3 separate regions of the Mus musculus genome follow, and all the other regions are linked to region 1. The links are chromatin loops, found by intact Hi-C in ENCODE. Cell type or tissue: heart. All regions are shown on one strand.

Region 1 (4,000 bases):
ATAAAACACCTCCTCCCTCAATTTGATTTTGGTCGTGGTGTGTTATCATAGCTATAAAAAAAAAAAAAAAGCAAACTAGGGCAGGTTCAAGCATTTTACTGACTGAGCCTAGCCCAGTTGGACTTTTGAAGCCATGGTGTGAAGGTGATGTAATAGAGAAGATACTGATAATATGGAAAACCCTGATGTGGTACAGGAGTTGCCTGTAGCTCTGTTGCTTCCTCATGGAATAGGAACAGGGAGGGGAATGCCAGAATGTTGCTCTAAATGTGCATAGGTGGGGTTTGTCCCAGTCTGAAAACCCCAAATCTGAAATGCCCCAGAATCTAAACATTTTTGAATGTGGACATGAAGCTCTAAGTAGAAAATTACACACCATGAAACTTTTCATATACAGACTTGTTAAAAGTATTATGTAAGGGGCTGGAGAAATGGCTCAGTGGCTAAGAGCATTTGCTGTTCTTGCAGAAGGTCAAGGTGTTCCAAGCACCCACATGGTGATTCACAAACATTGGTAACACCAGTCCACAGGGGTCCAGTACCCTCTTCTGACTTCCATGGTCATCAGGCACATATGTGTTACATATACATATAGTTATTCTGACCTCCATGATCATCTGGCACATATGAGCTACATATACATGCAGTTAGGCAAAATATTCATACACACAAAACAAATCTAAGCCAGGTGTAGTGGTGCAGGAATTTAATCCTAGCATGCGGGAAGCAGAGGCAGGCTGATAGCCACAAGGCCAAGGCTAACCTGGTCACACAGTGAGTTCGAAGCCAGCCAGGGCTACTAAATAAAGACCCTCTTTCAAAAGACAATGACAACAAAACACCCCTAAGCCTAAAAAAAATTTTTAAATATATATAAAATTACTTTTAGACTGGGCATACACAAAACGTGAGTGCATTTCATGTTTATACTTAGGTCTCATGCACAGGATATTTTATTATGTATATGCAAATACTCCAGGATCAGAATGCTTTGGATTTAAGCATTGGCATGAAATGTACTCAATCTGCATATGAGGGAAATGCTACCATGTGAATATTTAATATTAGGGATGCCAGTTGAATTTTGTTACGTCTTCCTATACTTGAACACACTTGGATCTTGTTTTTAATCTTGGATTTATTCACACTTTACAGTTGCAGAACAAGATTGTGCCCTAGTGTATATGGTAGAACAATCATTGATAATTAGGTAGCTGTTACAATTTGTTAAGCTGCCAATTTGCTGCAGTGAATAATATAAAGTTTAAATCACCATGAATGAAAATGATTACAATCTCATTTTTAAAGTACCTTATGGCAGGATATTGTGGTTCGTGACTTTAATCCCAGTACTTGAAAGTCAGAGGCAGGTGGATCTCTTTGAGTTCAAGGCCAGCTTGGTCTACAAGAGACTTTTGTCTCAACAACAAAACAAAAGCAGTTTAGTGGCTGGAGAGATGGTTTAGAGGTTAAAAAAACAACAAAAGCTTGCTATTCTTGCAGAGGACTGAGTTCAGTCCAGCATCCATATCAGGTGGTTCACAACCCATATAATTCCTGCTCCAGGGAATCTGCTACCCTCTGCAGATGCACATAGTCACATGCATATAGACATAAAAATAAATCTCAAAAAGAATTCTTTAAACAAGTGGGGGGAACACTTTAAAAGTGTGTGCCGCTGAAGATTGAGAGCAGGGGTTGGCAGACCACAGTCAGCCCAAGGTCAGGCCTGGCTCACAGCTTGTTTAACCGTGAAATTGTATTGAACTTTGCCATACTTGTGCCATTCTATGCTATGATTTTGTGTTTTTATAGCAAGAGTGTATGGCCATGTAAAGTTTTAGATACAATATGGCCCCTTACGGTGTTCTGATCCTCTGCTTAGAAGTCTAGAAGGATATAAATGATGTGTAAAAGCAAGCTGTCTAGAATTATGGATTTTTGTTTGTTTTATTTTGTTTTGCCTTCCCTCCAGATCTTTATCAGTTGCTTATAGAGGTTTTAAACTGATGATCCCCGTGCCTCAGCCTCTCATGTAGCTGAACTGCACGCATAAACTCTAAGCCTGGTAGATTAGTTACATTTTCTAATGTTTCTACTCCAGCAGGTATCCTTGAGACATTCTTTAGTTAGCTGTGTAATTATAAATATGACCACTAGGTGGAGTGCAGGTACAAAAAATGCTTCTTTTTTTTTTATTAGATATTTTCTTTATTTACATTTCAAATACTATCCCCTTTCCTAGTTTCCTCTCCGAAAGTCCCCTATACCCTCTCCAACCCACCCACTCCTGCTTCCTGGCCCTGGCATTCCCCTGTACTGGGCAAAAAATGCTTCTTGAAGTCACATAACTTACTGCGCAGCTTTGGTAAAGATTGCTGTTTGAGTCAAACTGAACTAAAATCCCCTTTGTTATTTTGCAGCCCCAGTGTGGAATGCAAAAGCATGAGGTTTGGCATGTTGAAGGACCACCAGTCTGTCACTGGAAACGTCACTGCTTTTGATGGCTCTATTCTTTATCTTCCTGTTAAGCTTCAACAAGTGAGACCCAGTGGAGAGTGTGGTGTGGGTGAAACTCCGGTGTGCTCTGAGGGGTTGAGTAGTGGCAAAGTACACATTTTCTGGACAGTTTGCTTGACAGAAGGCAGATTTCTGCAGAACACAGCAGGGATCAACCCCCAGCCCCACTCCAGCTTGCGTTTATGAAGTAACGTTTCTGATACGTAAATGGACTGGTAGGAAGTGGACTGGTAGGAAGCATTGGGTCTCTGACAAATCACTCAGATTTTCAACGTCAGGGCTCAGCAGTAAAGAACACCCGATTCTCCTGCAGAGAGCCCAGTTCATCTCCTACCACCCATACTGGGTGATCCGGTCATCCTCTCCAGGTCCAGGGAGCCAAAGCCCTCTCTGGCCTCCTTGGGTATATATATACCTGTATATACATGATACATATACATAACGTCAATTAAAAACAAAACTAAAGATTTCAGTGTTCAACTTTGAATCTTATTTATTTTGTTTGTTTGTTTATTATCACACTGATTTTGCCAGCACAGGCTGTGAAGTGAGGGGAAGTAGAAGCTACCTTTTGGGCTCTAGAACTGAGTTAGGGTTAAGGCTGTGTAGCGTTGTCATTTCTCGTTACTGTACATGTTTATTTCTTAGGTTGTTGAGTTAAAAAGTCAGAGGAAAACTGACGATGCCGAGATCAGTATCAAGATTCAGCTGACAAAGATCCTGGAGCCGTGTTCTGACCTGTGCATCCCCTTCTACAATGTTGTCTTCCGGCGGTAAGGAAGCTGCTGCAGGCTGTGTCTGTAACTCGCCATGGTGGGAATAAGGCTCCCCAGGAGGTGTGCGTGGTGCCACACACAGTGTGTGCCTGTGGGTGGGCTTGGAAGCACATAATGAGTGATCTTAGTATCAGCTCATTCAAAAATTACCTCTCACTCGACAGGTCAGGTGTGGGTTCCTGAAGTTAGGTGTGTGGGTAGCTGAGTAGGCAGATGGAGTCTTTTGGATTCGATTAAGAATTTTTCAGACCGGAGTTTGTTTTTGAGACAGGATTTTGTATAACTCAGGCTAGTCTCAAACTTGATGTGTAGCTGAGGATCGCCCATCCTGACCCTCTTGCTTCAGCTTCCCTAATGCTGGGATTATGATGACCACACTCAGCCAAAACAGACATTAACATGTGAAGCACTCCTCAGAGTACAGAGATATTTGGTGAGAGATAGCTTCTACACTTTAAAAAATTATACATAGTTTATAGTTGTTTATCTCCTTTTGAGGGGCTCTCAATTTTATACAAGAGTTAATTCCAAACTATCTCATTTGATGAACTAGAACCTACAGTGAGCTGCTGGAACAAACGCAGTTCCCTTGCTGGGCTGTTCACAAGTTGGAAACTAGTTCATCTGCATTCTCTTTAGTTCATGGTGGTCAGTAATATAATTAAGCTGGGAGATAGCCCTGGGTCCAGTGAGCTGGGTCCTGA
Region 2 (4,000 bases), 240 kb after region 1:
TAGTGTCCCATCTGAGCAAACAGCAGCAGCCCCTGAGAACGTCTATGGGAAAATTCGGATTCCTAGGGAATTTATTATAAACACAGATCTCCGGGGCCCCAGCCTGGACTTGCTGCAGAGTAGGAATTGGGGACTCAAGAACAGGAACTTGTGGGGTTTTTTTTTTTTTTTTGTTTTTGTTTTTTGTTTGTTTGTTTTTCAAGGCAGGATTTCTCCTTGTAGCTCTGACTGTCTTGGAACTCGCTCTGTAGATCAAGCTGGCCTTGAACTCACAGAGATCTGCCTGCCTTGGCCTCCTGGAGAGCTGGAAAGCTGGGATTCTGTGCTGCTGCTGCTGCTGCTGCTGCTGCTGCTGCTGCTACCACTGGGCCAGGAGCTTGTGTTTTGACAAACCTGTTTGCTAAAGTAGGAGCTGGGGTCAGGTGACAGGCAGGCCCTGGCTGGTCCCAGTGCTGCTGGGGAGAGCAGGATCCTCTTCCCCTCTCTCTGGTCCTCAGAGTCAGGCTCGGTCGTCCCTCGGGAACTCTCATCCCTCTCCCTCAGCCAGCTGCTTCTCCTCAAGCACCCTCTGGGCTCTTAAGGATGCATTCATGGAAAAAAACAAAAAAACAGAATTCCTCACCCCTCAGGCTGCACAGATGGCAGCAGGAGTCAAGAGGTCCACACTTCCCTCCTGAGTCACACTCTTAGCATCTCAGAGGCCCCAAGACCACAGGAAAGAAGCACACATATGGTCTGATTAGCTTCCCAACCTTGTTGTGCTACAGAATTTTTGCAACAAGGCCATGAAAATATAAGTGTAGAAAGGGTGAAGCCCTCCTGGGGCCAGGGTGGGGGGCTGGGCACAGAGAGGATCAGGTCAGGCTCTGGGCTGGCCTTTCTTTCTTTTTTTTTTTTTAAGATTTATTTATTTATTATATATAAGTTACACTGTAGCTGTCTTTAGACACTCCAGGAGATGGAGTCAGATATTGTTATGGATGGTTGTGAGCCACCATGTGGTTGCTGGGAATTGAACTCAGGACCTTTGGAAGAGCAGTCAGTGCTCTTAACCGCTGAGCCATTATTCCAGCCCCCTGGGCTGGCCTTTCTTACTGCCCTGTAAGTCTGGGCTCACCTGCCCAGCCCGACCACCAACTCCTAAGTGTATGAGCAGCTACACTCTGCAAATATTGATTCATGCATTTGCTGGGGGACATTGAAACCCAGTTCTCTCTCTCTCTCTCTCTCTCTCTCTCTCTCTCTCTCTCTCTGTCTCTCAAAGATTTATTTATTTATTATATGTAAGTACACTGAAGCTGTCTTCAGGCACACCAGAAGAGGGCATTCGATCTCATTACATATGGTTGGTGAGCCACCATGTGGTTGCTAGGATTTGAACTCAGGACCTCTGGAAGAGCAGTCAGTGAGTGCTCTTAACCGCTGAGCCATCTCTCCGGCCCGAAACTCAATTTTCTTCTTCACTGTTGAGTCTAGAAGCTTGTTTCCCGTCTGCACCTGGAGTACATTCTTTACACATTTGTACTTCCATGCCCTTGTTGCAAGATGATTGGCTTCCAGGCATGCTTGCATTTCTGTTTCTTCTGTGGAGTAGGAGGCTGGCCACATCTCTACACAAGTAGCATGATCTACTATATTGTGGAATATATCGATATATCTAAAGGGTGTCTGTGTGGCGTGCCCACCCGACGTCCTCGTTTTGCTCCTTGTGGGATTCCCAAGTGTAACTTAAACATCTCTTTATCCGGCAATGGGCGTCTCTTCCCTTATGGGATCTCATCCTTGGTGCCTTGGCTATGAGGGCAGGGCACAGGGTACCCGATACCAGTGGGTTGTTGGAGGCTAGGCGCCCCCTTGCGTCGATTTTGAGAACAGCATCTTGTAAAGCACACAGAACAAGCTGGCCACCAGGGTGGGGGTGGGTGGACTGACTCCTCCCTGCCGTTCTCCTCCCACAGGCCGGCCACAGCAGCCCAAGCGACTCCGCAGTGAGGGTGCTGCTCCATTCCCCAGGACGGCCCTCCAGCCCTAGGTTCAGGTACTAGCAGGTCTTGCAGAGTTGGGTGAGCTCCTGGAGGGTCTGGACGGGACTGGATTCCTAGAGAGGGATGCGAGTCTCCGCCCCTTAATCCTCTCATATTTGTCTGCACCGGGGTGTGTCCCAACATCATTGCAGGGTCCTTATTCCTAGTTGTCTCTTCTACTCTTCCACAGCAGTTTGGATCTGGAGGAAGACTCAGAGGTGTTCAAGATGCTGCAGGAGAACCGCCAGGGACGGGCCGCCCCAAGGCAGTCCAGCTCTTTTCGACTCTTACAGGAAGCCTTGGAGGCTGAGGAGAGAGGTGAGGCCTCTAGGCTCTGGATGAAGTAAGGCTCCTTGGACTCTCTGGAATGAGGCCAAACAGACTAAGGAAGTAGCTTAAGGATCCATGGCAGAACTAGGCATTAGGGGGCATATGTCAGACACCAGTAAGTAAGAAGCTTACGTTCTGGTTGGGGTTACTGGGTACCCTCAGAAAGTGGTGGGTGGTACTAGTCAGAACCAGGAAAACAAGGGAGTGGTCAAAGCAGGGACTCTGGGTTGGGTCTCCAGGGAGGGCTTCTTGGAAAAAGAGGGATTTGATTTGGCCCTGAAACAAGATCCTAGACTCCATCAGCTTTCAGACAGTGGCCTGGCAGGAGTACTATGGAATGTGGAGGCCAGCAATCAGAGCGTTGGGTTATGTTCACTAGACACTGGATTGGCCTGGTAGCAGGGGAGGGTGTCCGGGGGAACTAGCTGTGCTGAGGCAGGGGCCTTGGAAGCCAGAACAAAGAACACTATGCCACAGACTGTCATGCCAGGCGAGGTAGCTCTGCAAACAACAGAGTACAGTCAGTTGCCTGTTTACTCATTGGAAATACACCGGTGTGTTTATCCAGTGGAACAGATATGTAGAGTATACCCGACCTCGACCCCCGAGGATTGGAGATATGGCTCTAAGAAGTTCCCACAGGTGTGCATACAGCAGTGGGATGCATGCTATCCCTCCAGGAAGTCATGAACCCTTTGTAGCAGCAGACAAGAACCCTGTCTTGTCCACAGAGAGGATGATGCTGGCAGAATAGGGCTTGGAGCTGCAGAATAGCCGGTCCCCGGCAGCTGGTTACAACTCTGTGTAGTGATCACAAGGCTGTTTGCGGGAACACGGGGCTAAATAAAAAGGTTTTCCGAACAAAGCCTGCCCATCCTGACTCTGAGGTCTCTATGGGAGGGGTCCCAGGGAGATTGGTAGTGGGTCGGTGGGGGGAGAAGAGTACAAACGTAAGGTCACTTCTTGGGTGCCACAGAATCTCAGCTGAAGCTTGGACAATGGCTGCCCAGTGCTTTTGTGCTTCATCTTAGTGTTCTCGCTGGCTCAGATGCAATGATGTATATAAATGTCCTTTGAAAGGGCCGAACAAAGACACTGTGATGGTCTTATGACCTAGTATTGTCTGTTTACATCATCATGACTGGCCCATGGAGAGACAACACCTACTTGTCTCTGGCAAACACTAGGCACAGACGTTCCCAGGTTGCTTTGGAAGGATAAGGTTCTTCATCAGCCTTTGCCAAGGCTCTGCCTCTTCTCCTTTACTAAGTGGCATCCCCACTGGCACTCTAGAGGCCCATGTAAAAGTGGGCCTTTGGCCACAAGAGCGGGCGTGTCCTGGGGAGGAACGGAGGAATGTCATAAAATGCCATTGTGTATAGCTGGATACCTCTGTGGTGGACAGGCAGCTCTCATGGACTCTGTCTCCTACCCGTCCCAGGTGGCACACCTGCCTTTGTGCCCAGCTCGCTGAGCTCCCAGGCTTCCTTGCCCACCTCCAGGGCCTTGGCCACTCCACCCAAGCTCCACACCTGTGAGAAATGCAGCGTCAACATCTCGTGAGTATTGGGGGGGCTGGGTGCCGAGCATACCTGGGGCTTCCAGGCAAAGCTGGGCCATCAGTCAGGGACCCTAGAGGGCAGCAT
Region 3 (4,000 bases), 230 kb after region 1:
TCTCACACCCTAGTGTCCTCTCCCCTGCTCCCACCCCACCCCACAAGCTGAGAAACAACCTAAGATGTCAGCCAGCCTGGCATATGCCTTTAATCTCAGCACTCGGGAGGCAGAGAGAGAGACCAGTTCTCTGTGAGTTTGAGGCCGGCCAGGTTGACTTCCAGGATAGCCAAGGCTATCCAATAAAACCCTATTTCAAACTCCCCCCACCCCCACAAAAGATCTCAGCCCTTCACTACTGGCCCAAGACATTGTACTTCAAGGACTTAAGACCTAAAGCCTCATGCTGATCTTGTCTGGTGCCCGCTGACCCACTTACCAGATTCCCTAAAGTGGGCACGCCTTGTATACTCTTGGCCAGGGAGAGAAGAGAATGGCTAAAAGCCCTGACTTCTGACAAGCAGACTTTGGAGCCCAAAGGATTAAAGCGCTACCTCGGCAGAGGTCACTGGGTAGTATAGTCTTTTCTTTCTTTCTTTCTTTCTTTCTTTCTTTCTTTCTTTCTTTCTTTCTTTCTTTCTTTCTTTCTTTCTTCCTTCCTTCCTTCCTTCCTTCCTCTCTCTCTCTCTCTCTCTCTCTCTCTCTCTCTCTCTTTCTTTCTTTTTTGTTTTTTGTTGTTGTTTTTTTCGAGACAGTGTTTCTCTGTGAGTTCCTGGCTGCCCTGGAACATACTCTGTGGACTAGGCTGCTCAAACTTAGAAATCCGCCTGCCTCTGCCTCCCAAGTGCTGGGATTAAAGGCGTGTGCCACCACTGCCTGGCTAGCCTTCCCTTTCTAATCTGACTTTCAGCGGCTCAGTGCCAGGCATTTTTCTCACACCATGGGAGTTAGAGGTCCTCACTGCTTGTTTTTCTCATGTGTTGTAGAAAAATATTAACCTCAGTCGGGGGTTTCTACCCCCACCTTTGATCATTCAGTTCCCAGGTAAAAGACACACAACTTTTAAATGTATAATAAGACAGCATTAGATCTGGGCCTATATTTACTCTCTAAGCTATTAGTATCTACTTCCCTATCAATAACCCCAAGTTATAATAGCTTGCCCTGATTTATCTGGGCAGCTCTTACTCCAACTGGTCAGCTCTCATGGCCAGTTCTCACAATCCCTTACCTCATGGCATCTTCCTCTCCTCCTCTCTCTTCTCTCTTGTGTTCCTACCTCTGACCCCCAGCTGGGGAACCAAAGCCCCACCTACATCTCTTCTGCCCAGCTATATAGGCTGTTAGCATCTTTATTCTACCAATGGTTTTAACCTAAGGAGCAAGGCTACATAGCATCCCTTGGTGTGCAGGATGATTTTCTCATCCCTGGGGGCAACCAGACCTTGAAGGACAATATTTAGCATTACAACACAACAATATGCTAGGTAGTGGTGGCACACGCCTTTAATCTCAGTACTTGGGAGGCAGAGGCAGGAGGATCTCTGAGTTTGAGGCCAGCCTGGTCTATAGAGTGAGTTCCAGGACAGCCAGGGCTACACAGAAACCCTGTCTCGAAAAACAAAACAACACAACAACAACACAGCAATAGACCAAACCTCAACACTCACCCTCCTTTGCTTTGACATTTCTTTTAAACTACATATGAAGTTTTGTAGACTTCTATTGACAAGAAGAAAACACACCCTTTCTATAGCAGAAGCCGTAATGTTATGGGGAATGGCTTGGACCTGTGCCTCTGATATTGTATCCAGTAGCCACATGTGGCCAGTTAAGTGTAGATTAGTTTTAAAAAGATGGAAAATAAAAATCCTAGCCCCCTTTTCATACTAGTTCATTTCAAGGACATTCCCTTCCGCACCCCAGGACAAGTTTCTCCAGCAAGTCAGAAGCCAGCTCTACCCCTAGGCAGCCCAATGGTCATCTTTGAAATGAAGGTGTTCTATTATATCAGTGGATTCCTCCCTATAGAAGATCTGTGATCCATCATCTCAAGTCCTGTTTGTTTGTTTGTTTGTTTTTGTTTGTTTTTCAAAGAAGCACGGAGTTAGTGCTGTGCAAAGTTGTCTTGGTTGGTTGGTTTAGAAGTGCAGCGTTGTTTGTACCGCTAGGGGGCATGAATGAGGCGAGGCAATCAAGCCCTTTCTCTGCGAGCTAGCAGTTCCAGGTACTGTCAGCGGAGGGCGCGCCCTAACCCGCGTAACGCCTTCTTTTTCAGGTGTCTCCCGGCGAACTCAGAAATTTGGGACATTCCCTGGAAATTATGTAGCCCCAGTGTGAGTGGTCTCCATGGCAGTTTGGAGCCAACGAGGATCGGGAGGGGAGCAGTAGCACTATGGGAGGGAGAGAGGCCTTCCATAGCCTCCTCCCCAGGACCTGTGCTCCCAGCTTCTGCAGAGACCCCAGCAACTTTCCCTCCAAGCCTCCTTGAAGTCCGATTCCCACCCCGCAAGTCACAGGCATTCCTTTGACAGCCCCCTTCACCGCCCCTCAAATACAGACATCTGCTTTCATGTGGAGACTGTCTCCAGGCCTTATTGAGACCAGACCCCTAAGCCTCCAACCCCCCAGCATGTCCCCTAATGGGGACTGGCTCTCGCTTCACCCCCATGGGGTTCCTCTAATAAGGACCAGCCTTCTACCCTGGTGGAGACCAAAGGCCTCCTCCCGTTTCTCATCAGCTTGCCTGCTACCACTTTGCCTTCTGGCCTCCAGCTGGGCCAGGAAGCAAGGTGGGAACACCTCCTCGGCCTTGAAGGCCCAATGACAGGCCTTGCCTCAAGGCCTTTCCTTCTCAGAGCCTCCTGAACCCCTGGGTAGGGCCTCCCCATGTACCCTGCCGACTGACTGAGGCACACAACTTCCCTGGCTTATCAGAAGATTCATTTACAGGGAGACAAGCTTGCTGCCCTAATTCCCAGCTCTCCCCAGTGTCCAGATCCTCTCTGGAAGAGACTATAAAATAAACGTGGGTGCCAGGGACCTGCCTGTCTGCTTCATTATCCTTTGGGTGGGCATAGGGGGAGAGGCTGGGAAGGGGGATTCTGTCCATTTAGGAATGTGGGATTTCTTTCTGTCATGGGTTGTAGTCCGAGCTAGGTGAGCAGGGGTGACAGGCAGAATGGAGCAGCTCCAAGCACTAGAGGTACTAAGCACTAATGCCAGCAGGGACAGGGCAGGGCCTGATGGGAGAGTCCAGGGTTGGGGGCTGAGATATGTTCTTGATTCTGGAGCTGTTACCACGAGGTTGCCGGAACTTGGTGACATTTCTAACTATTCCCCACTAAAGTTTTCCTTCTCTGTGCTCCGTTGATACACCACACCTTTGTGGTTTTCTTCTCTGGGATCAAGTCTTTGTGCATTCAGTTTGGGAAAGCTGGGAGTGGGTGGGGCAGAGGTGGTCGAAGTAACTCTGCTCACCCAGGGCTTGGTGGCCTCTGGGGACATTAGCACATCCTGGGCCTGGCCTTTCCTCCAGAAAAGGAAAACTCCATTCTGTCTCTTGGTGAGTCAGAGTCGTACTCTGTGACCCAGGCTGGCCTGGAATTGGAGGTCAAACTCCTCCTTCAGCTTCTACGGGAGCCACCTCAGCGGCTGATAGAAAGCACCATTCTTGGCTGGGGCTGACAGTTGAGCAGGCAGTAAGGTGCTACGCACGTGTCACCTAACCCAGACAGTACAACTGGTGACAGGAGAGAAGCTCTGAACTTCAGAGGCTGAATCCTCAATGGAGGTTGGCATCAGCTCAACCTTATCACTGCCTACCGCCTGCTTACCAAGTGCCCTGAAATCCCTGTCCAGAGGCCCCTGGAGCAGGAGAATCACGTCGGACTTGGGGAGGGACTAGGGTTGGACTGCCTCTATATTTTTCCTGGTACTCTTGGCTCCTTGACCTGTCACTTAAGGTGCCCTTATCTGAGGCAGGGTTGATGACGGGAAGAGTGATGCACCAGATCTGTCAGGACTGGGGAAAGCCTAAGTGCACAGGGCAATGGCCTGGCCCTGGCTGGTTTCTTGAGCCTGGGTGTGGCTTGGACCCTAGCCAGGATGGTTAAACAGC

The links. A loop is a pair of places that touch in the nucleus more often than their neighbours do. Peaks named below come from ENCODE experiments on the same cell type or tissue, not always from the same donor. Only the 100,000 strongest peaks of a DNase experiment are listed, where the experiment ranks them.
Region 2: a loop joins it to region 1, with 6 times the contacts of the local background. A loop is called at or near these places in 14 of 42 quality-filtered maps.
Region 3: it touches region 1 in a loop (2.7-fold over the local background); 11 of 42 quality-filtered maps call a loop at or near these places.

What each region holds. Positions count from the first base shown.
Region 1 is chr14:70,409,675-70,413,674 of GRCm38, reverse strand. It overlaps Piwil2 (piwi-like RNA-mediated gene silencing 2), which reads left to right. Exons shown (of 23, transcript NM_021308.2): 7 at 2,424-2,541; 8 at 3,169-3,293. Among named protein-coding and RNA genes, the nearest start is that of Gm24890, 17 kb to the left of the region's middle. In heart, a CTCF peak has its summit at 2,152 (motif pointing right); no DNase peak of the experiment used is centred here.
Region 2 is chr14:70,166,003-70,170,002 of GRCm38, reverse strand. It overlaps Pdlim2 (PDZ and LIM domain 2), which reads left to right. Exons shown (of 10, transcript NM_001253736.1): 7 at 1,959-2,038; 8 at 2,215-2,342; 9 at 3,796-3,913. Among named protein-coding and RNA genes, the nearest start is that of 9930012K11Rik, 8.5 kb to the right of the region's middle. In heart, a CTCF peak has its summit at 1,859 (motif pointing left); DNase peaks (open chromatin) are centred at 582, 1,892, 2,612 and 3,732; H3K4me3 peaks cover 803 bases; H3K27ac peaks cover 1,845 bases.
Region 3 is chr14:70,179,390-70,183,389 of GRCm38, reverse strand. It overlaps Sorbs3 (sorbin and SH3 domain containing 3), which reads left to right. Exons shown (of 21, transcript NM_011366.3): 21 at 2,159-2,922. The coding sequence ends at 2,220. Among named protein-coding and RNA genes, the nearest start is that of Pdlim2, 4.6 kb to the right of the region's middle. In heart, a CTCF peak has its summit at 2,088 (motif pointing right); DNase peaks (open chromatin) are centred at 2,169, 2,569 and 3,899; H3K27ac peaks cover 442 bases; H3K27me3 peaks cover 1,094 bases.